Linked DNA regions of Homo sapiens: region 1 is linked to region 2. A link is an interaction called in ENCODE POLR2A ChIA-PET data of the cell type or tissue named here. Cell type or tissue: OCI-LY7. All regions are shown on one strand. Links, peaks and the distances in the headings refer to the core of each region. The heading gives the core; the rest is flanking DNA.

Region 1 (12,896 bases), core at 2,368-10,367, 67 kb after region 2:
AGTCTTGCTCTGTTGCCCAGGCTGGAGTGCAGTGGCATGATCATGGCTCACTGCAGCCTCGACCTTTCTGGCTCAATCAATCCTCAGAACTCAGCCTCCCGAGGAGCTGGGACTACAGGTGCATGCCACCACACCCAGCTAATTTTTGTATTTTTTGTAGAGACAGGGTCTCACAGTGTTGCCCAGGCTGGTCTCAAACTCCTGGCCTGAAGTGAGCCTCTCACCTTGGCCTCCCAAAATGCTGGGATTACAGATGCGAGCCGTCATGCCTGGACATTTTTAAGGTTTTTTAAAATCCCAATTAGCAATGGGAACGTTGGCATTTCTTGTTTTCTACAATAGCTGTGTTCTGGTTGCATCCAGACCAACTTAGACTGAATTCCTAGCTTTGCTTAGCAAGTTCCTTCTGCCTGAATCTTGCTTTTTCCATCTATAAAATGAGAGGAATCATATCGTGGAGAATAGTAAGAGCTGAATATATGGTAACTATTGCACTTAGATTATGAGCAAGATGCCCCTGTTTTAGGGTCCTGTGACTCCCGCAGGCTGGTGTGGTTGGTAGAGAAGCCTCCTCTGGTAGTGGATTGTGCCATTACTCAAAGTTTCACACACCTGATCTGCTCAAAGTGGGCACTGCCCACTGAGGAGCCATTTCTGAGCTCTCTCTCCAGCAGGGGATGGTGACTGAGATGCACTGGGTCGACAGGGCAGAGGCATCTCTTCCTGGGGTCACATGGTAACCCCCTGCTATGATGTAACAGCTGCTACCTTGTCCTGTGCCTTTACTATGTGCCAGGCACAGGGCTGGGCAGGGTCTGGCCCTCTCTTGTTCCCTCCTCACCACCCTCTGTCAGGTAGGAGGAACTATCCTCAAGTTTGACTATGGATTGCCAGAGAGGTCAGCAGCTTGCCCGTGGCCCCAGTGAGGGGTGATAGGAGCCAGGATTGAACCCAGGGCTCCCTAGCTCCAAAGCCCAGGCCCCTTCACCCCTAGTACGTGACCCCTAGTGGTGGAAGCAAACTCACCTGCATGGCTGGGGCCTGGGTCCTAGGTCCAGGGAACCACTGGGTGATCTTTGGCAACTTACGTAACCTCCCTGGGCTTCAAGTATGCTGCTGTAAGCAAGAGTAACTTGCTGAAGGACATGTTAAGTGGTTAAGAGACGTAGAGGCATCAAGGGTAGGGGAAAGAGCATGGAGGAACAGAGAGTGCGACAAAGGTGCATCTGCCTGAACAGAGAGTCTATGCCTGGTGGTACCCAAACTATGTCTCATGAAACTTTGGACTTATCCCTGAGGTCAACACGGGGTCTAGAGCAGAGTGGGTGCTCCATAAACAATGACTGCATGGATGGTGGTTAGATGCATGGATGAATGGACAGGTGGGTGATGAATGGGTGCATGGGTGGGTAGATGGATGGATGTTGGGAGGAAGGATGGCGGGATAGATGGGTGGGTAGATGGATAAATATTTCTTGAGTACCCACTATGTAATAATTACAATAACTATCTATTTCCTGGGGGCTTTATATACCTTATCTTCCTCTCTCCCTCCTTCCTTCCCTCTCTTCCTCACTCACCTCCCTTTTCTCCTTCCTTCTGTTTAGTCAACAAATAGTGTCAGGTACCGGCACTGCAAATATAATCATGAACAAAACAGAGAGCATCCTTGGCTTCATAGAACTTGCAGTGTAGTGGGCGAGACAAATGTCAATGAAACAACTGCACAAATAAATGGAAAACTGCTGCTATGATAAGTGTTACAAAGTAGAGGGAGCCAGTCCTATGAGGGCCTGTAAAAGGGAGAACTTGACCTAGTCAGGGAGAGCTAAGTCTTCCTTGAGGAGGCAGAGGTTGAGCGAACGCCTGAAGGACAGATAGGAGTTAACTAGGCCAAGGAGGGGAGAGAATCCCTCGGCAGAGGGATGCGCACATGCGTAGCCCCCATGGTGGGAGGAGCGTTGTGTGCACATAGCAGGAGCAGGGGGAGCTTGAGGGGCCATGGAGAGAGATGGATCAGGAGAGCTAATGGGGCCGGGGTGGCAGCGACCTTAGGACCATAGTGAAGGTTCTGCTTTTCTTCCACAGGAAGACATGGATGAGTTTTCAGATGTGGGATGTGGGTGAGGATAGAGGAGATGGTTAGGTGGCTACTGACTGCAGTTAGCCAGATGAGAGGATGGGACGCGAGCTAAGGTAGTGGTGGTAGACTTCAGAGCAGTAGATGAGTTTGCGATCTTTATAGGAGGTCCCATTGGACAGGACCAAGTGACAGAATGGATTCAGGGGGTTAGAGGGAGAGAGATGGCAAAGATGCCTCCCAGCCTTCTGGCCTGTATGCATAGAGGGGATGGTGTTGCCGTCTGCTGAGATGGGAGACACTGGAGGGACCATCCACCGGGTTTGGGTTTGAGTTTGAGTTTGAAGGACCTCTGAGATAATCAGATCAGGTATCAGACAAGCACTTGGCTAAGTCTACCACCACCTTGGGATTCTTTCCATCCCCACGTGATGAGGAAATGGAAGCCAGAGAGTTGAAGTGACTTAGGGTAAGTTACAAGGTGGGTGCAGAGCTGGTATATGCTAAGAAGTGAATGGCCTGTCTTTCCAGAGGCTGAAGCAGAGGATGTGGACAGCCCAGCAAGTTCCCATGAGCCTCTTGCCTGGCTCCCCCAGCAGGGCCGTCAGCTGGACATGACTGAAGAGGAGCCAGATGGGACCCTCGGAAGTCTGGAGGTTGAGGAGGCTGGAGAGAGCTCCTCAAGGTTGGGGTATGAGGCTGGTCTCAGCTTGGAAGGCCATGGAAACACCAGCCCCATGGCTCTTGGGCATGGTCAGGCCAGGGGCTGGGTGGCTTCTGGCGAACAAGCCAGTGGGGACAAACTTTCTGAACATTCCGAGGTCAACCCATCCGTTGAACTCAGCCCGGCAAGGTCCTGGAGCAGTGGGACAGTGAGCCTCGACCACCCTAGTGACAGCCTTGATTCTACCTGGGAAGGAGAGACCGATGGCCCCCAGCCCACTGCCCTGGCAGAAACCTTGCCAGAGGGCCCCAGCCACCACCTCCTAAGCCCAGATGGCAGAACTGGAGGCAGTGTTGCTCGGGCAACCCCCATGGAATTCCAGGACTCCTCAGCTCCCCCAGCCCAGAGTCCGCAGCATGCCACAGATAGATGGAGGAGAGAAACGACCAGATTCTTCTGCCCTCAGCCCAAGGAACACATCTGGAAGCAGACAAAGACGTCACCTAAGCCACTCCCTTCCCGATTCATTGGCTCCATCAGCCCCCTGAATCCCCAGCCCAGGCCAACGCGGCAGGGCAGGCCGCTGCCCAGACAGGGAGCCACTCTGGCTGGCCGCTCCTCTTCTAATGCCCCCAAGTATGGCCGGGGGCAGTTGAACTACCCACTCCCTGATTTCTCCAAGGTAGGGCCCCGGGTGAGATTCCCCAAAGATGAGAGCTACCGTCCCCCCAAGTCCAGAAGCCACAACAGGAAGCCTCAGGCCCCTGCCAGGCCCCTCATCTTCAAGTCTCCAGCTGAGATTGTGCAGGAGGTGCTGTTGAGCAGTGGAGAAGCAGCCCTGGCAAAGGACACGCCTCCTGCCCACCCTATCACCAGGGTACCCCAAGAATTTCAGACGCCTGAGCAAGCCACTGAGCTGGTCCATCAGCTCCAGGTTAGTGGGACTCATGGCTGTGGATGTGTCACCAAGGCCCCTGTTGGCTTGGGGTGGAGGCTAATTGGGGTGGGGAGGCCTGGAGTAGAGGCTGGCTGGGGTGGAGAGGCCTGGGATAGAGCCTGGCTGGGGTGGGAAGCCCTAGGACGGAGGCTGGTGGGGTGGGGAGGCCTGGGGTGGAGGCTGGCTAGGGTGGGAAGCCCTGGGATGGAGGCCAGTGGGGTGGGGAGGCCTGGGGTGGGGAGCCCTGGGGTAGAGCCTGGTGGGGTGGGGAGGCCTGGGGTGGAGGCTGGCTGGGGTAGGAAGCCCTGGGATAGAGGCTGGTGGGGTGGGGAGGCCTGGGGTGGAGGCTGGCTGGGGTAGGAAGCCCTGGGATAGAGGCTGGTGGGGTGGGGAGGCCTGGGGTGGAGGCTGGCTGAGGTGGAGAGCCCTGGGATAGAGGCTGGTGGGGTGGGGAGGCCTGGGGTGGAGGCTGGCTTGGGCAGGAAGCCCTGGGGTAGAGGCTGGCTGCGGTAGGGAGGCCTGGGGTTTGGGCCAGGAACTCCCTGCTGGTGGAGGGAGGGTGTACCTGGAGCCCTGAGATACACCCAAGCCCTTTGCTCAAAAAGACCAGTGATTGTACTCGTGTTTCAAGGATGATCTGTTTGCTTCTTTTCAACTTCTGCTATAAAAAAATTAAAACATATACAAGAGAGAAGATCGTAGAATACACTCCCATGTACCTACCCCCCGCATCCACAATTAGCAGCCCCGAAAACCTTTCTCGCCTGTGGCCTTACCTCTCCCCTATTCACCCCCACTAGATTATTTTGAAGCAAAATTTCAGGCATCCAATCCTTTTATCTAAAAATGTGTTAGTGTGTGTATGTCTAAAGATAAAGACCTTATATTAAACATAACCACATACCATGGTCACCTAAATGTTAACACCAGGTCCTTAAATATGAACAAATATCACACCCGCATTCAGATCTCTCTGTGTCTCATAAATGGCTTATTCGTTCCCGTCCATGGGCCTCAGGATCCAAACATGGCTTGTATATTGCATTTGGTGCCTTTCAAGTCTGTCCTCTCCCTTTGTCTTTTTCTTTCTTTCTTTCTTGCATTTACTTTTTCAGATCTCTTTTACTCTCTTAGTCCGTCCTCCTTCTTACTTCTGCCGTGCAATTCATTTGTTGCGGAAATCAGTCTGTCCTGCAGAGTCGTCCGCAGTCTGGGCTTTGCTGATGTGCTGTGGTCTCTTTTCATGCGTCCCATTGTCCTCTTTTTCTTGAATATTGTTAGGTTTTGAGCTAGAGGCTTTGGTGGTCTGGAGGAGAAACATGACCATTTCCCTTCCAGACCATGAGCTCCACGGGCGTGGGGAGTTTTGGCAAGAGCACGTGAGTGCCTCCTTCAGTAAGCACAGGATGCCTGCTGCTCTCTTGTTGGTGATTTTGACAGCCTCTGATGGTCATTGTCTTGGGCTAGTCTTTCATTTGAGGTGACAAAGTGGTAGTATGCTAATGCTCTCATTCCTGCATTAATTGCTGGAAATATGCTAAAAAGTAAAAGTGTCCCTCATCAACTACTTGGTTACCAAGTTCTTGTTCCTATGGGAAGGGCCAGCGAGATGTTCCGTTCTGTCCTTTTACTGTTACCGTTACTGACCCATAATGGTACTTACTTAGTTACCGACCCGTTTTCAGAAGGAGTCAGTTCCTCACATCCTTCAAAGGTGACATGCTTTTCCTTTTTTCCTGCAATGACTTGTTTTTATAAAGTTCTTTGGACTTGTTTAAGATAAGTGACTCTGAGTAGGTGGAACAGTGATTTTAAGTCTTCTATTTCTCTGCCATGGGACTCTTGGGTGATTCATTCAATTAGCCATTGAAAATCAGGTACTTCTTAAGCACATGCTTCTTAAACACCGACAGTGCAGCAGGGGGAAAGAAAGATATGGGCCTCACCCCACAGAGCCAACCGGTGGGCAGGGCATTTGGAGAAATAAAACAGTGGCAGCCATCTGCGACATGGGTTATGTATCAAGGTAAACCAGCCAGAGGCCCTCAGTCTAGACCCGTTGTCATGGGGGTAGAAGAGTTGTCCCACTGCCCTCTCATGCTCCAGAACTTGAACGTGGTGGGTCTGTGTTGCACACAAGCCTGAAGATTGCTCAGCTCGGATCCCACCATTGAATGCTTTCCTCTCAGGAACCCAGAAGCCCTTATGGAAGGGGGTTTGCTATCAGGGTCTCCCAGCAAGGAGGGGTTCATTGTGTGCCTGCGCATGTGACCGTGTTGCTCCCGCTTTCTGCAGGAAGACTACCACAGGCTCCTCACCAAGTACGCTGAGGCCGAGAACACCATTGACCAGCTACGCCTCGGGGCCAAGGTACCAGGCCGGGATGGGGTGGAGGCATGGGCCCAAGTCCCCGAGGAGGTGACACTTTTCCATAGTCCTAGAGAAAGGCCACTGCCTCCTCCATCTACTGAGGCCCTGGAGATAGTGGAACGCCAGTTTTCTTCTACCCCAAGGTCCCTCTGTGACCTTGGGCAGTGACCTTGCCTTCCCTGGGCTTTTTTTTTTTTTTTTTTTTTTGAGTCAGGGTCTTGCTCTGTCACCTAGGCTGGAGTGCAGTGGCATGGTCGTAACTTACTGCAATCTCAACCTCCTGGGCTCAAGGGATCCTCTTGCTTCAGCCTCCCTGGTAGCTGGGAATGCAGGCAGTCATCACTATTCCCTGCTAATTTTTTTTTTTTCAATGTTTTGTAGAGACGGGGTCTTACTTTGTTGCCCAAGCTGGTCTTGAACTCCTGGGCTCAAGTGATCCTCCTGCCTCAGCCTCCCAAAGTGCTGCTGGGATTACAGGCCTGAGCTACCATGAGCCCAGGAATTTCATGAGAATCTCTCTCCTTCTAGATGGGTTCTGGAGTAAGACCACCTGGGTTCGACTCCTGGCTCCATTGCTAACCAGCTGTGTGACCTTAAGGACGTTACTTGGGCTCTGTGAGCCTCAAAAGAGTAACACAGAATTTCTGCTCAGCCCCTGGTGCTTGTTTTTTGGGCCTGAATCTTCCTGGATCACACCTTTGCCTTTCTCCCTCCCCACCACCTCACCACAGCCTCTCCCCTCCCCTGAACAGCAGTATGGGGCAGGAGGAGAGCAGAGGGGGAACCCACCACCCCAGCCCCCACCCCGTCTTCGGAGGAGGCTGTGAATTCTGCACCTTCCTCTTTTCTGAGTGAGGCAGGAAGTGGGACCTGTGCGGCCCCTCGTGGCTTCCTGCTTTTGCTGTGCCCTCCTCTTGCCTCATCAGGCAGCAGTAGAGGAGGATGTGGGAGCTGAGGTGCAGAGATGCAGATGCCCCAGTGCCTCCCCCTGTCATGCTCCAGGACCCTGCCCCTGCCACAGCTGCTGCTCTCAATGTCGAGAGGCACTTCCGGGGCAGGTGGGCGGAGGCCACTGTGGTGAGGAAATGGAAGGGGGCCTGTTCTAGGACCAGGACCCCCCCCCCCCCCGCTGCGTCCCCACACCTGCTGCCTGGCACAGGCAGGACCCTTCCCTCTTGGCCTCATCGGGCACATCTGTAAAAGAGGGGCTAATCAGACTTCCTCCTGGGAGCCAAGCAGGCTCCTTCCAGCTTTCTGAACCACTGAGCCAGATCCAGGGTTGGAAGAGACGGGGGAGTTGGGAAAGGGAGGGAAGGGGCTTTGTTAGGTCATCCTCTCTGGGGAAACCACATTCCCATGGCTGCAGACTCCAAGTAGGTCCAAGGAGAAAGGAACTGGTCATCAGACCCAAACACTTGGGCTTCCCCATTTGGCAGATTGGGAAACTGGGGCTCCCGTTGGGATAGGGGCCTCTGAAGGTCATGGAGTGGCGGGGGCTGGAGGCGTGGAGCGTCTGCACCCTCCCTCCTCCCTTCCTTCCTCCTGCACTCGTTTAAGGGCATGAGTCAGTATACAGAAAGCATTTACCTGGCACTAGGCAGGCACTTTGTAAGAGTTAGGGAATATTATAAAGGTGTTTACTGCCAGGCCTCTTGTGTGCCAGCCACAGTGACAGGCGGGGGTGGACACGGGGGAGCACAGCTGGGGTATCTCCTCTCGTGGGTGCTCCCTTGACCCAGTAGGACTCAGGGTCCCCCCCATGTGTAGTCACCCTGCCCTGGCCAGCACCCAGACCCCTGGCTCATGTGTGTGAGGGTGTCACAGGAGAGGCCAGAAATGGTTCTGTGCCAGCTCACTCACTCCCGCTTTCTGGAAAAATGATTGCTTGGCCCGAGGGCTCTGCTCCCTCCCCCAACCCCTCTCTCAGCCTCAAGAAGTGTGAGCACCATTCAGGGCTCTACCGGAAGGAAGCAGGATGATACTATCATCTCCTGCCCAACCCCATCTCACAGCTGCCCTGAAGGAACAGTACATGGCAGGCTTGCAGCTCCTATGTGCAGAAGAGAACACAGAGCCCCGGAACAGGGAGGGGATTCACTCTGGGTCCATGGGGCTTGAGGGGAGCTGAGATTCCAGCTGGCCAGTGCCTCACTCCATCTGGACCTCTGTGCACTCTACCCCGAAGGCTGGAGAGACCCCAGGATGGTCTTCTGCTCAGAACCCACGAGTTCAGAGGCAGTCCTCAGAACCCACCGAGCCATTTCACTCTGCTCAGAGCCCACGGGGGAGGGCTGGACCCACCTGGGAGGGAGCCGCGCTGGGGATGTTGCGCTGGACACCCAGGCTAGGCATGGTGGGTAGGTGGACAGCAATGGATGGGGACCCATAGGAAGGAGATTGACATTCACTGAGCAGCAACAGGTATCCCACCCCAGCTTCAGGGTCATATTTGAGCCCCTCCACACACACACCAAGGCACAGCCAGGTGGAATGGTTTGCTCAACATCCCACAGCTGGTGCAACAGGCAAAGCTGGGACTGAAACCTACATCTCCCTGATTCCAGAACAGGTGTTTCTTTCCTCATGCCTGGGTAAGCCCTGGCACTCAGGCCCTGGCACTGGGTGTGGAGACAGGCATAGGGATGAGGTGGATTGATGACTGTTATAGTAATAAGAATGGTCATAGGTGATGTTTATGGACCACTCTCTTAAATAATTTGCAGTTGGGGAAGCTGAGGCACAGAGAGGTTAAATAACTTGACCAAGATCATTCAACAAGTAGGTGCCAGAGCAGGAGTTGGAACTCGGCAGCCTAGCTCTGAAGCCCACGAGTGACACCACACTCTAGCAGAACTAGACTTGGTAGTTGCGGGATCTGCAGCTGGGGAGGCCTGGCCCAGGAACACCGATGGGTCTGGAGCCTTGGGGTTGGGGCAGGACCAGGGAGCCCAGCTGTGGGGCAGGGAGCCAGGACTGGTCAGGAGTCACTGGTGGGCTCTGTTCTCTACACTGGCCTCTGGCCAGGGTTTATAGTGATCTCACTGCATTTGCTGCCATGTTGCCACCTCCCCCCCAGCCCCTGTTCCTCCATCTCAGCTGAAGAGGGATCTGGAAGAGCTGAGGTGACCAGAAATTACCCAAGAAGGAATTACGGAGATGATGTAAAACCACCTCTTTTCAGTGTGTTCTGATGGCTGCAAGTTGGTCTAGAAGCCCCTGGGTGGGGATGGGGGGAGGGGGAGGCTTCTGTATGCAGATGAGTTGGGGAAACATCTTCCTCTCTCTCTTCCTCCTCCCCTCCCTCCCCATTCATAAAGCCCATTAGCATTTTAAAGGCTGAGAGAAATCCATCTGTGCAGAGAATATTCATTTGTTTAACCCAATGTTTCCCAAATTCACTAGTCCTCCCTTCACAGAATCCTGATTCACCTTTCACAGAATCCCCCAAGGGAGTGAATCCAGCCTTGGGGAGCACCCGGGACACCCTGGCTGTGTCCAGAGAGACCAGCCCTGGGAGGGCCTGGCCGGAGCAGCTGCAGCTGCCACCCCCACCCCCACCGCCACTCCCCACCTCATCGCTCTGCCTGGGCATCTGCTCAGGTTTTGGGCTTCTCTGCTTCAAACTCCTTATCGGTCCCTGAAACAAAAGGGCTTCCTGGCTTCCCTGGCCCATCCCCATTCCCTGTCACTCCCTAGGTGGGGCCTGAGGCTGAGAGAGGGGTCTGGGGAGGGAAACATGTCAGAGGGCTGGGCCTCCCCTGGGATTTGGGTCACCTCAGGAGAGGGGTGCTGATAGGAAAGGCCCCCACAGGGGAGTCTGAGCAGATGGCTGAGGGGATTATTAAAATCCAGCTTTGTTCTCATCTGGGGAGGCTGGGCCTGAAAGAGGGGGAGGCGGCGGGGACCATGCCACACTTGGAGTTGATTTTTCGGCTACAGCCGGGACCTATACAGCTTAAGCAAGAGAGCCTGCTTGCCTGGGGGCCAGGGAGCCCCTTCCACCAGGCCCACCCTAAACTGCTCATTCCTGACCTTGGTGCAGTGGGGGCAGTTAAGATAACCCCCCAACATCATGATGAGCAAATCCCACTAAGGGGTGTTGCTTTTCCACGGGCCTGTCTCCATGGTGGCTGTGCAGATAATGATGGTGATGACGATAACGGTGATGGTGATAATGGTGATGGTTACGATGATGACGGTGATGGTTATGATGATGACGGTAATGGTAAAAATGGTGATGATGGTGGTGGTAATAGTGATGGTGTTGGTGATAATGGTGATAGTGATGGTGATGGTAATGATGGTGAATGATGGTGATGGTAATAGTGATTGTTATGGTGCTGACGGTGATGATGGTGGTGGTAATGACAGTGGTGGTGATGATGCTGATGGTGATGATGCTGATGGTGATGCTGATGGTGATGCTAATGATGGTAGTGGTGATGACGGTGGTGGTGAAGATAATGGTGATGAATGTCAGGGTGGTGGCCACTATTTATTGAGCACTTATTTTGTGCGCAGAGAGGTTATTAAACCAACTAGGACTCAGAGGTGTGCTGTGGTAGAGCCTAGACAGGAACCTGGGCTCTAGCTGCAGAGCCCACATGCTAAGCCAGAGTTGGCAAACTTTCTCTGTAAAGGGCCAGATTGTGACAATGTTTGGCTTTGTGGAGCATATAGTCTCTGTCACAACTACTCAACTCTGCCACCAGAGTGTGAAAGCAGCCATAGACAACACATAAACAAACAGGCATGGCTGTGTTCAATAAAACCTTCTTTACAAAAACAGAACATAGTTCTCTCAACTCTGCTTTAAGCTGTTGAACAGCCTGTGGTTTCCCTCTGCTTTCCAGCTTCAAGAGGCCTTCCTTGGTCACCTGCCTGACTCCAGACTGCTCCCTCACCAACTGGGCTGGCTGCCATGTTAAATCCATCCTCAAATGATAGAGATCCGCTACCAATGGCAGATTAGTTTGTTTACTTGCTGGTTCACTCATTCATTCGAATAGCTATTAGTTGCTATTATTATCAGTATAATAATTATTAGAAATGCTTATATTTGTTAAGAAATAATTATATGTTATATGGTATATTAATTATGATATAATTATAACACACATTATTAATAAAAAATTACTGTTAATAGGAGAACCATAGGTGTTGGGGTCAGATAGAGCAGTGTTGTGATCCTCATCCAAGGACTTATCAGCTGGGGATTTTGAGTAACTGACTTAATAACCTCTCTGTGTCTCAGTTTTTTCTTCTATATAATGGGCTGTTGGGGTCCCCACCCTGTCTTCCTTTCAGGACTGCCATTAAGAGTAAATGAAAAGGCATGCAGTTCTTCACCTGTGTTTGGCCTAGCCAAGGGCTGCACTGAAAGATGGTATTTATTACTACAGGGCATGTGTGTTGAGCTCCTGAATGAAGATGAGGCGTTTCAGGTGGGTTTGCCCCTACCCTGACTTGGCTGTGCTGTGCCTCCCTGCTTCCACAGGTGAACCTGTTCTCTGACCCACCCCAGCCCAACCACAGCATCCACACGGGAATGGTGCCCCAGGGGACCAAGGTCTTGTCCTTCACCATCCCACAGCCCCGCTCTGCAGAGTGGTGGCCGGGCCCGGCCGAGGACCCCCAGGCCTCTGCGGCCTCAGGTGAGTCCGGGAGAAGAGCTGCAGCTGGAGGCTCCTTCTGCCTGGGATTCTGCTCTGTGGGACTGACTTGGTTCACCCTGGGGATGGCGCTGGCCTCAGGCCAGGGGAAGGAGGGAGGCAAGGCCCCACCCTGGGCACTTTGACTCAAAAGGGTCAGAGATGTGGAAAGTGTCCTGCTTTGATCCACAGCAGCCTGGGGGCAGCCCTGGCCCTGCCACTTGGCATCTTGGTGACCCTGGGTGAGTTGAAAACATAGAGCATTGTCCCTGGGGAGCCCATATCTCAGCCAGGCCCTGTGCTAAGCCTTGACACATGTGACCTCACTTAATCCCCACAATAACCCGCTGAGGTGTGCACTGTTGTCACACCCATGACAGCCAAGGGGACCAATTGGAGAGGTGAGGACACGCTGAAGTTCATACAGCTATGGAGGGGAAGTGTCTGGATTGGAACTCACGTCTCCCTGTGTGAGAGCCCACGCTGTTGACTGGGAACCCAGAGGCCTAGCGTAGCTCTGCTCCAGCCAACCATGTGGCCTGGGGCAGATCTGGACCTTGTTCTCCCTTGTAAATGGGGGACAATGTTCTACCCAGCCCACTTCCTGGGGCTGATGTGAAGATCGCACATGGTGACTGAGCTATAACTTGATGATGGAGGTGGTGGCTTTGACGTTCAGCCTCAGTCCTTCAGCTCCTGGAAGGACTGTTCTTGGCCCCAGCTTTCAGCAGTTGTGTATTCCAGGGTGGCCATCAGCTCGAGGAGACTTGAGCCCCTCCTCGCTTACCAGCATGCCCACCCTGGGGTGGCTTCCGGAGAACCGGGACATCTCTGAGGACCAGTCCTCAGCAGAGCAGACCCAGGCACTGGCTTCTCAGGCCAGCCAGTTCCTGGCCAAGGTGAGTGGACTCCCAGCTTTGCCCCCGAGAGACTTAACTCACCTGGAGAACACAGAACCTCTGCCTGCTTGGGTGAGAGGCACTCTGGGAGTCTCACTTGTCATTCCCCTGCCTCTGCACCGAGTTAACTCAGCCATCCCCAAAACATGAGCCCCTCCCTGGTTTTAGAGGCCACACAGCTCCAGCCTCCTCCTTGTCACCAGTGCTAGGTCTCACCCCCCTTTTTGGCAATGCATCTCATCCAAATCCCTCCACTTGTGCTTGGAAGTGTCTCTAGGCTGGCTCCCGGGAAACT
Region 2 (8,000 bases), core at 1-8,000:
TTTTTTAAAAAGAGGAATATATTTATTTGTACATACTTGTATATGTGAAGAGAATCCCTGAGAAAATGACCAAGAAACTGATCCTGGGGCTTTAGATTTCAGGAATGGAGATGCGTTTTTAAGAGAAGGGGGTTTCGGAGGGGAGATTTTTACAGTTTGTATATACCCCCCTTTTTACTGTTTGACTATTTGTACTATGTCATTATATTGGTTTTGTAATTTTTTTTAAGTTTAATTGGAAAAAATAATTATATGTGATTAAATATTATATATCATTTTTAATGGCAGTATAATAATTACTGTATGGATATACCATGCAGTATTTGACTAACATTAATTCATAGACTTTTTGGAGGGGGTTCAAATTCTTTTTGTAAATTTAAATTCTGTATAACCATGGTTATTTGGTTGGGGTTAATTCCTAGCAGTAAAATTGCAAAAGTTTTTGCACCATTTTGTCAAATGCTTCTTAGCAAGTTTCAACCAAGTTATGCTCCAGCTGGTGAAGTGCCAGATGCCCCACTAACCCTTCCTCATCTAGATGGGGTACGGGAGTTAATATGGATTGGCTGTGTCCCCACTCACATATCGTCTTGAATTGTACTCCCATAATTCCTGTGTCCTGTGGGAGGGACCCAGTGGGAGATAATTGAACCGGGTGGTGGGGGGAAACCCCATACTGCTCTCGTGGTAGTAAGTCTCATGAGTGCCCATGATTTTATAAGGGGTTTCCCCTTTTGCTTGGCTCTCATTTCTCTCTTGCCTGCTGCCATGTAAGACGTGCCTTTCACCTTCCTCCATGATTTGAGGCCTACCCAGCCACGTGGAACTGTGAGTCCATTAAACCTGTCTTTCCTTATAAATTATGCAGTCTTGGGTATGTCCTTATCAGCAGTGTGAAAATGGACTAGTACAGGGACCTTCTGGTATTCTGTTCTGTTTGGCTATTCATGAATGCCCACCATGTTTTTGTTACCACAAATATGGGAGGCACACTAATGGACCCTCCAAAATGTCTACATCCGAATCCTCAGAACCTGTGACTATGTTAGGTTATATGGCAGAGGGAATAAAAGCTCCTATTCAGCTGGCCTTGAGGTAGGGAGATGATCCTGGATTATCCTGGTGGGTCGCGTGTCATCACAAGGGTTGTTGAAGTAGAGGTGGGAATCAGAAGGAGGGAACCAGAGAGGTGGCTGTATAAGAAGGCCTTGTTGGTGCGAGGTTGCTGGCTTTGAAGATGGAGGAAGGGGCTACCAAAGTAGGAAAGTAGGAGGCCTCTGGTAGCTTGGAAAGGGCAAGGAATTGGATTGTCCCCCGGACTCTCCAGAAAGGAACTCTGTCCTGCTGACATCTTGATTTTAGCCCAGTGAGACCTATGTTAGATTTCTGACCCCAGAACTGTAAGATAATAAATTCGTGTTGTTTTAAACCACTGAGTTTGTGGTGATTGGTCCAGCAGTGTAGAATACTCATATGATGTGTACAATATTGCCAACACCTATTATAGCTCTTCCCCTTGGGAGGCACTTGGCTCTTGTCTAATATTCTTCCATTGTTTGGTGCTGGCCGCAACAGTACTGCTTTCTTCTTGGTAGGAGTTGGAGGATTCCCATGTATTTGGAAGAGCAGGTCAATTTCTTTCTTTATGGCTATGAAGCACAGAAGTGGAAACACACTCTAGATTCTGATGTCTGATACTCCTCACAAAGGACTGGACCTAGAAGTTTTTTTTTGTTTTGTTTTGTTTAAATCTTTTTATTTTGAAATAATTTCAAGAATACTGCAAAGAACTCCCATATACCCTTGTATTTGTGCGTTTTGCGTTGCTCTAAAGGAATATCCGAGCCTGGGTAATTTATAAAGAAGAGAGTTTTGTCTGGCTCACTGTTCTGCAGGCCGTGCCAGCAACTGCTTTAGGTGAGGACCTCAGGAAGCTTCCACTTATGGCAGAAGGCAAAGGAGAGCAGGCTTGTCACATGGTAAGAGAGGGAGCAAGAGAGAGAGCAGGGAGGTCCCAGACTCTTTTTGACAACTAGATCTCCTGGTAACTCATTACCGTGAGGAGGGCACCAAGCCGTTTATGAGGGATCCACCCCCATGACCCAGACACCTCCCACTAGGCCCACCTGCAACACTGGGGATCACATGAGATTTGTAGGGGACGAATATCCAAACCATATCAGCCCTTCACCCAGATTCACTAGTTTTTCATGTTTCGCCACATTTGCTTTATCTATTTTTCTCTTCTCCCGTCTAAAGCATTGGAGTTGTCTATCTCATGCCTCTTTATTCCTAAATACTTCAGTATTTTTTTTCTCTAAGAACAAGGACATTCACTTAACATAATCACAGAACAATGGTCACAATCAGGACATTTAGCATCAGTACAATGCTATTATCCAATCTGCATAGCCCCAGCATTTGCCATTTGTCCCAATAATGTCCTCTTGTAGCAATTCTTTCTGCTCCCAGTCCAGGAGCCAACCCAGGATCACGTGTTGCATTTTGTTTTTATGATTGTTTAGTTTCATTTAATTTGGAACAGTTCCTCAGCCTTTATCTTCCTATGACATTGATATTTTTGAAACATTCTGGCTCATTATTTTGTAGAATGTTTCTCTATTTGGGATATCTGATGGTTGCTATGATTGGATTAGTTTATGCATTTTGGCAGGATCATGCTAGCTTTGATGTCAGGTCCTTGGTGGGTCCCGTGATGTTAGTTTGTCCCGTTATTAGTGAGGGTAACACTGATCACTTGGGTAAGTAATGTCTGCCAGGTTTCTGTACTGTTTTTCCTTTTATAATAACGTATTTGCAGGTGATATTTTGAGACTGTAAATATTCTGTTCTGTGTCAAAATTTACCTACTAGTTTTCCCTGATTCAGTTGTTTTGCAAAATTTTAAAAAACTCACTTGCTATTTTACTGTAGAGAGGAGCTTTATCCTGTGATTTATTTATTTAGTACAAATATGGATTCATGCCTTCTTACTTTGTTATTTATGATTGGCATTATTTACTTTGATACTCAGAGTGTCCCAGATTTGGATATGGCAGAGCCTTCAGCCTGGCTTCTGTGTCCATTTGACATGCATCTGTCATTTTTAGAGAATTTCCTTACTTTCTGACTCAAGAAGATGGTTCAGGCTCATCTTGTACTTTTCCTGCCCAGCCTTGGAACCAGCCATTCTCCACTAGGCCATGATATTTCTCAATGGGGAATGGCATTTAGATATCAAGATCTGGGGGCTAGATGGGCTTATTGCTACTGAGGTGTCATTACTAACAGGGCTTTTAGTGGACAAAGCTAGGAAATATACATGCCTGCATTTGTACATACAGTCACCCCTTAAACAATGCAGGGCTTAGAGGTGCCAACCTTCCCACACAGTTGAAATTCACATATAACTTTTGATTCTCCAAAAACTTAACTATTGATAGCCTACTATTGACCTGAAGCCTTACCAATAGCCAATTAACACATATATTGTATGTTATATATCTATATACCATATTCTTACAATAAAGCTAGAAAAAGAAAATGTTATGAAGACAATCATAAGGAAGAGAAAATACATTTATAGTGCCTTACTGAATTTATTGATTCCGTAAGTTTACATCATCTGTTTACCAGATGAATCGTCTGTCTGAAATGGTGCCCGAGTGTAGCTGCAGACCTCAATCTGTGGCACATATTAAGCCATGCAACTTTTTCTTATAATGTCATGACTTTCTCTGCTTCTTGGGAGAACTTCCAGCATCACTAGTGGCACTTCATAGGGATCCTATGGTGTTATTCAAGCTTTATGGTAGTGCACAAAATATGTTGAAAAATATATGAGAGCCACGAGAGACCACTTTTTACTATGATATGCAATTTACTGTAGAGACAGACTGCTCATGCAGAGATGATGAGCGGCACACGGCGTTTTAAGCTGATACTTTCAAAACTTGAGCACACTGAACTAGCAACAGAAAGTGGCTTTGAAATTATTACAGTACTACCATGTGTACTTCTGTAAATTTTATGCAGTTATGATTTAATACTGCATTTTAATGTTTGTTTATATTTCTCTTGACTGTGAATGGTGCCATGTATTATCTGCAAGGGTTTGTGTATGTAAGTTTTGATAAATCTTAATTTTTTAGGTCGGGCAGGATGGTTTACACCTGTAATCTCAGCACTTTTTGGGAGGCCGAAGTGGGCGGATCACCTGAGGTCAGGAGTTTGAGACCAGCCTAGCTAACATGGTGAAACCCCATCTCCACTAAAAATACAAAAAAATTAGCTGGGTGTGGTGGTGCACACCTGTAGTCCCAGCTACTCGAGACGCTAAGGCAGAAGAATCACTTGAAACCAGGAGGCAGAGGTTGCAGCAAGCCAAGATTGCATCGCTGCACTGAGCCTGGGCAACACTGTGAGACTCCATCTCAAAAAAAAAATTTCTTCTTAACTTTTAAAAATAATAGATTTGTGGCTGGGTGCAGTGGCTCACGGCTGTAATCCCAGCACTTTGGGAGACCAAGGTGGGCGGATCACTTGAGGTCAGGAATTCAAGACCAGCCTGGCCAACATGGTAAAACCCTGTCTCTACTAAAAATACAAAAATTAGCTAGGCATGTTGGCGCATGCCTGTAATCCCAGCTGGCTGGGAGGCTGAGGCAGGAGAATCGCTTGAACCCGGGAGACGGAGGTTGCAATGAGCTGAGATCACACCACTGCACTGGAGCCTGGGCGACAGAGAGACTCCGTCTCAATAAATAAATAAATATAATAGATTTGTGTATGTTTTATGATAGTAAATTATAAAGTAGACTATCTACACATATTTTATGCATTCATGACATACCTTTTTCTTAATTTTCTCAATATTTCTAGGCTACATGGCTCATCTGTTTTTCCAAATTGTCACAAATCTCCAAAAAAATTCCAGTATATTTAAGAATCTGCATATAAGTGTACCTACACAGTTTAAACCCATATTGTTCAAGGGTCAACTGTATACATATAATACACACTCATATTCATACATGTGTGTACACACATATATCTATGTGTGTGTACATACAGATATACATGAAATATAAATATTTCAATATTTGTCTAAAACGTAAGTTCACTCATACTGATACCTCCTCTTCTAGGCCAACATTACATGGTTCTTCCTAGCTTCTCCCATTTCTTCAACAGTGAGAAATCAAGAACCTACCTTAAGTGTTTACCCATTTGCCCAATTTTACAAGACACAAAAGTAGTTTCAGAATTGCCATGTGAAGTAGAGCTTCTGATTTGTTTGCAGTTTATTTTGTCCTTAAACTGAGGGTTTATGGTCAAAGCAGTCTGTTACTTGGGTTAGTTATTTTGTTTCCCACTTCAGCTGAATTATGTTATTCATATGAACAAGGTTCATTTGTTTTTGCTGGCATTGAATAGGGTTTCCCCCATCTTTATTGATTTAATTTTACTTTCTAAGTACTAAAACATCAAAACTATACAAAAAGGTACACTCCGAGTACGACTCCCCATGTCCCTTCTACCCATTCTCACCTGCTCCTTAAAGGCAACCAAATAAGTTTTTGGTTTATTCCTCTGTTTCTTTTTGTAAAAATAAGCAGATTTATATCTATATGCTTTCTTTCTTCTATAAAAGATAGCATGCTATAGATACTCTTTTGCACTTAATTTTCTTCACCGTATCCTGGAAATCCTGTTATGTCAGTGCACAGAGGTCTTTGTCATTCTTTTCGACAGCCGTGTGTACTCTGCTGTGTGGCTGTACCATACGTTATCCAACCGTTCTCCTCTGTATGGACATTTAGGTTATTTTCAGTGTTTTACAGTCACAAACAGTGCTTCAGTGAGTAACTGTGTGCATATGTATTTTATCACTTTGGGAAATATATCTTCAGGGTAAATTTTTGAAAGTGGGATTCCGTTAGCCAGGCGCGGTGGCTCATGCCTGTAATCCCAGCACTTTGGGAGGCCAAGGCGGGCGGATCATGAGGTCAGGAGATAGCGACCATCCTGGCTAACAGGTGAAACCCCATCTCTACTAAAAATACAAAAAATTAGCTGGGCGTGGTGGCGGGCACCTGTAGTCCCAGCTACTCGGGAGGCTGAGGCAGGAGAATGGTGTGAACACGGGAGGCAGAGCTTGCAGTGAGCCAAGATTGCGCCACTGCACTCCAGCCTGGGTGACAGAGTGAGACTCTGTCTCAAAAAAAAAAAAAAAAGAAAAAAAAGAAAGTGGGATTCCGTTAAGTGTTGGACCATCCTGAATTCCCACCAGCTGTGTAAAAGTGTGCCTGTTTCTCCATAGCTGACGGTCACTGTAAAGTTTTAAATTTTTTTCTCAATCTGATAGATGAGAAATGGTACCTTGATGTAGCTTTATTTTGCAATTTTTCCCCTCTTTTTTGAGACAGGATCTCAATCTGTCTCACTCACCCAGCACCCAATCTGTCTCACTCACTCACCCAGGCTGGAGTGCTGTGGCACAGTCTCGACTCACTGCAACCTTCGCCTCCCAGGCTAAAGTGATCCTCCCATTTCAGCCTCCCAGGTAACTGGGACTACAGGCATGCAGCATCACACCTGGCTAATTTTTTGTATTTTTTGTAGAGATGGGGTTTCACCATATTCCCCAGGCTGGGCAATTTTCTTATTATGGGTGAAGTTGAACATCTTCTCATATATTTAATGGCCATTTATAATGTCTTCTTTGTAACTTGTTCATGTCTTTTATTATCCTTTTGCTCTCAGGATTTTGGATCTTTTTTCCTCTAAAACTTAAGAATTCCTTAAATATTAGAGCTAACTGGCCCTTTATCTGTGGTATATATTGCAAGTGTTCTCTCCATGTGTCTTAGTCAGCTTAGGCTGACTAAAATACCAAAGACAAGGTGGCTTAAACAATAGGACTCTGTTTTCTCACATTTCTGTAGGCTGGGAAGGCCAGGGTCAACGTGTTGGCCAGTTCAGTTCCTGATAGGGGCTATCTTCATGGCTTGCCTTCTTACCGTGTTGTCACATGGCCAAGAGAGGACTCAGGTGTCTCTTGTTCTTCTTATAAAGGGCACCAACCCTTTTGGATTAGGACCCCACCATTGGATTAGAAGGTAACTGTATTTACCTCCTCACAGGCCCTATCTTCAAATACAATCAGATTCAGGGTTAGGGTAGGAATTTGGGGGGGGACACAAACATTCAGCCCATAACATGCTGGTTGTCATTTTCTTTTGACTTTGCTTATAGAGTTTTTTTAATACAAAAGTTTTATACATTTTAAATCTAATTTAATTATTAATCCTTTCTTTTATTGAATTTGAGTCAGGTTACATGTTTCCTTATGCCCAGGGTATAGATGAACTTATCTATTTTTTCTCTTAATGCCTATAAATACATTTTTCCTTTAGACCTCTGATCTGTTTGGCATTTAGTCTTATAGAGGGCATGATTTATCTTTTTCTAAATAGCTACTCATTTATCCTACTACTGCATATTAAAAAGTCTGTCTTTGTCACAGTGATTTGTAGTGCCACCTTTATCATACACTAAAATGTTGTGTGTCCTTGGGCCTATTTCTAGTCTGTTTCACCGCCTGTCTGTCTACTCATGAGTCAGTGCTACACTGGTGTAATTACGGAGGATTTAGAGCAGGCTTTAGTGTCTGGTAGCTTCTCTAGTAGCTTTTCTGTATCAGGGTTTCTCATAGCCATTCGTGCATTTTATACTTTTAGATTTTAAAAATTGTTTTTATTTTTAAATAGCAAAAAGTTTTTTATTTTTCATTATATTTAAATAATAAAATTATTTTATGTTTTAAAATTGATTTATTTATTTTATTTATTTGGTTTTTTGAGATGGAGTCTTGCTCTGTCACCCAGGCTGGAGTGCAGTGGCGCAATCTCGGCTCACTACAGCCTCTGCCTCCCAGGTTCAAGCCATTCTCCTGCCTCAGCCTCCCAAGTAGCTGGGATTACAGGTGCCTACCA

What was found. ChIA-PET counts read pairs that join two places held together with the same protein. Peaks named below come from ENCODE experiments on the same cell type or tissue, not always from the same donor. Only the 100,000 strongest peaks of a DNase experiment are listed, where the experiment ranks them.
Region 1: POLR2A ChIA-PET joins it to region 2 with 26 read pairs; 2 of 35 experiments call an interaction of 5 or more read pairs at or near these places.

Annotation. Positions count from the first base shown.
Region 1 is chr9:114,367,248-114,380,143 of GRCh38, reverse strand. AKNA (AT-hook transcription factor) reads left to right here. Exons shown (of 22, transcript NM_001317950.2): 3 at 2,612-3,678; 4 at 5,977-6,051; 5 at 11,549-11,705; 6 at 12,447-12,601. Among named protein-coding and RNA genes, the nearest start is that of AKNA, 14 kb to the left of the region's middle. RefSeq lists enhancers at 1,130-1,299, 10,366-11,070, 12,293-12,592, 12,064-12,896. In OCI-LY7, for the core only: a CTCF peak has its summit at 5,119; DNase peaks (open chromatin) are centred at 7,023, 7,563, 8,043 and 9,323; H3K4me3 peaks cover 3,893 bases; H3K27ac peaks cover 7,730 bases.
Region 2 is chr9:114,436,694-114,444,693 of GRCh38, reverse strand. The region is part of intron 3 of WHRN (whirlin); the gene reads left to right. Among named protein-coding and RNA genes, the nearest start is that of AKNA, 53 kb to the right of the region's middle. In OCI-LY7, for the core only: no CTCF peak of the experiment used is centred there; no DNase peak of the experiment used is centred there.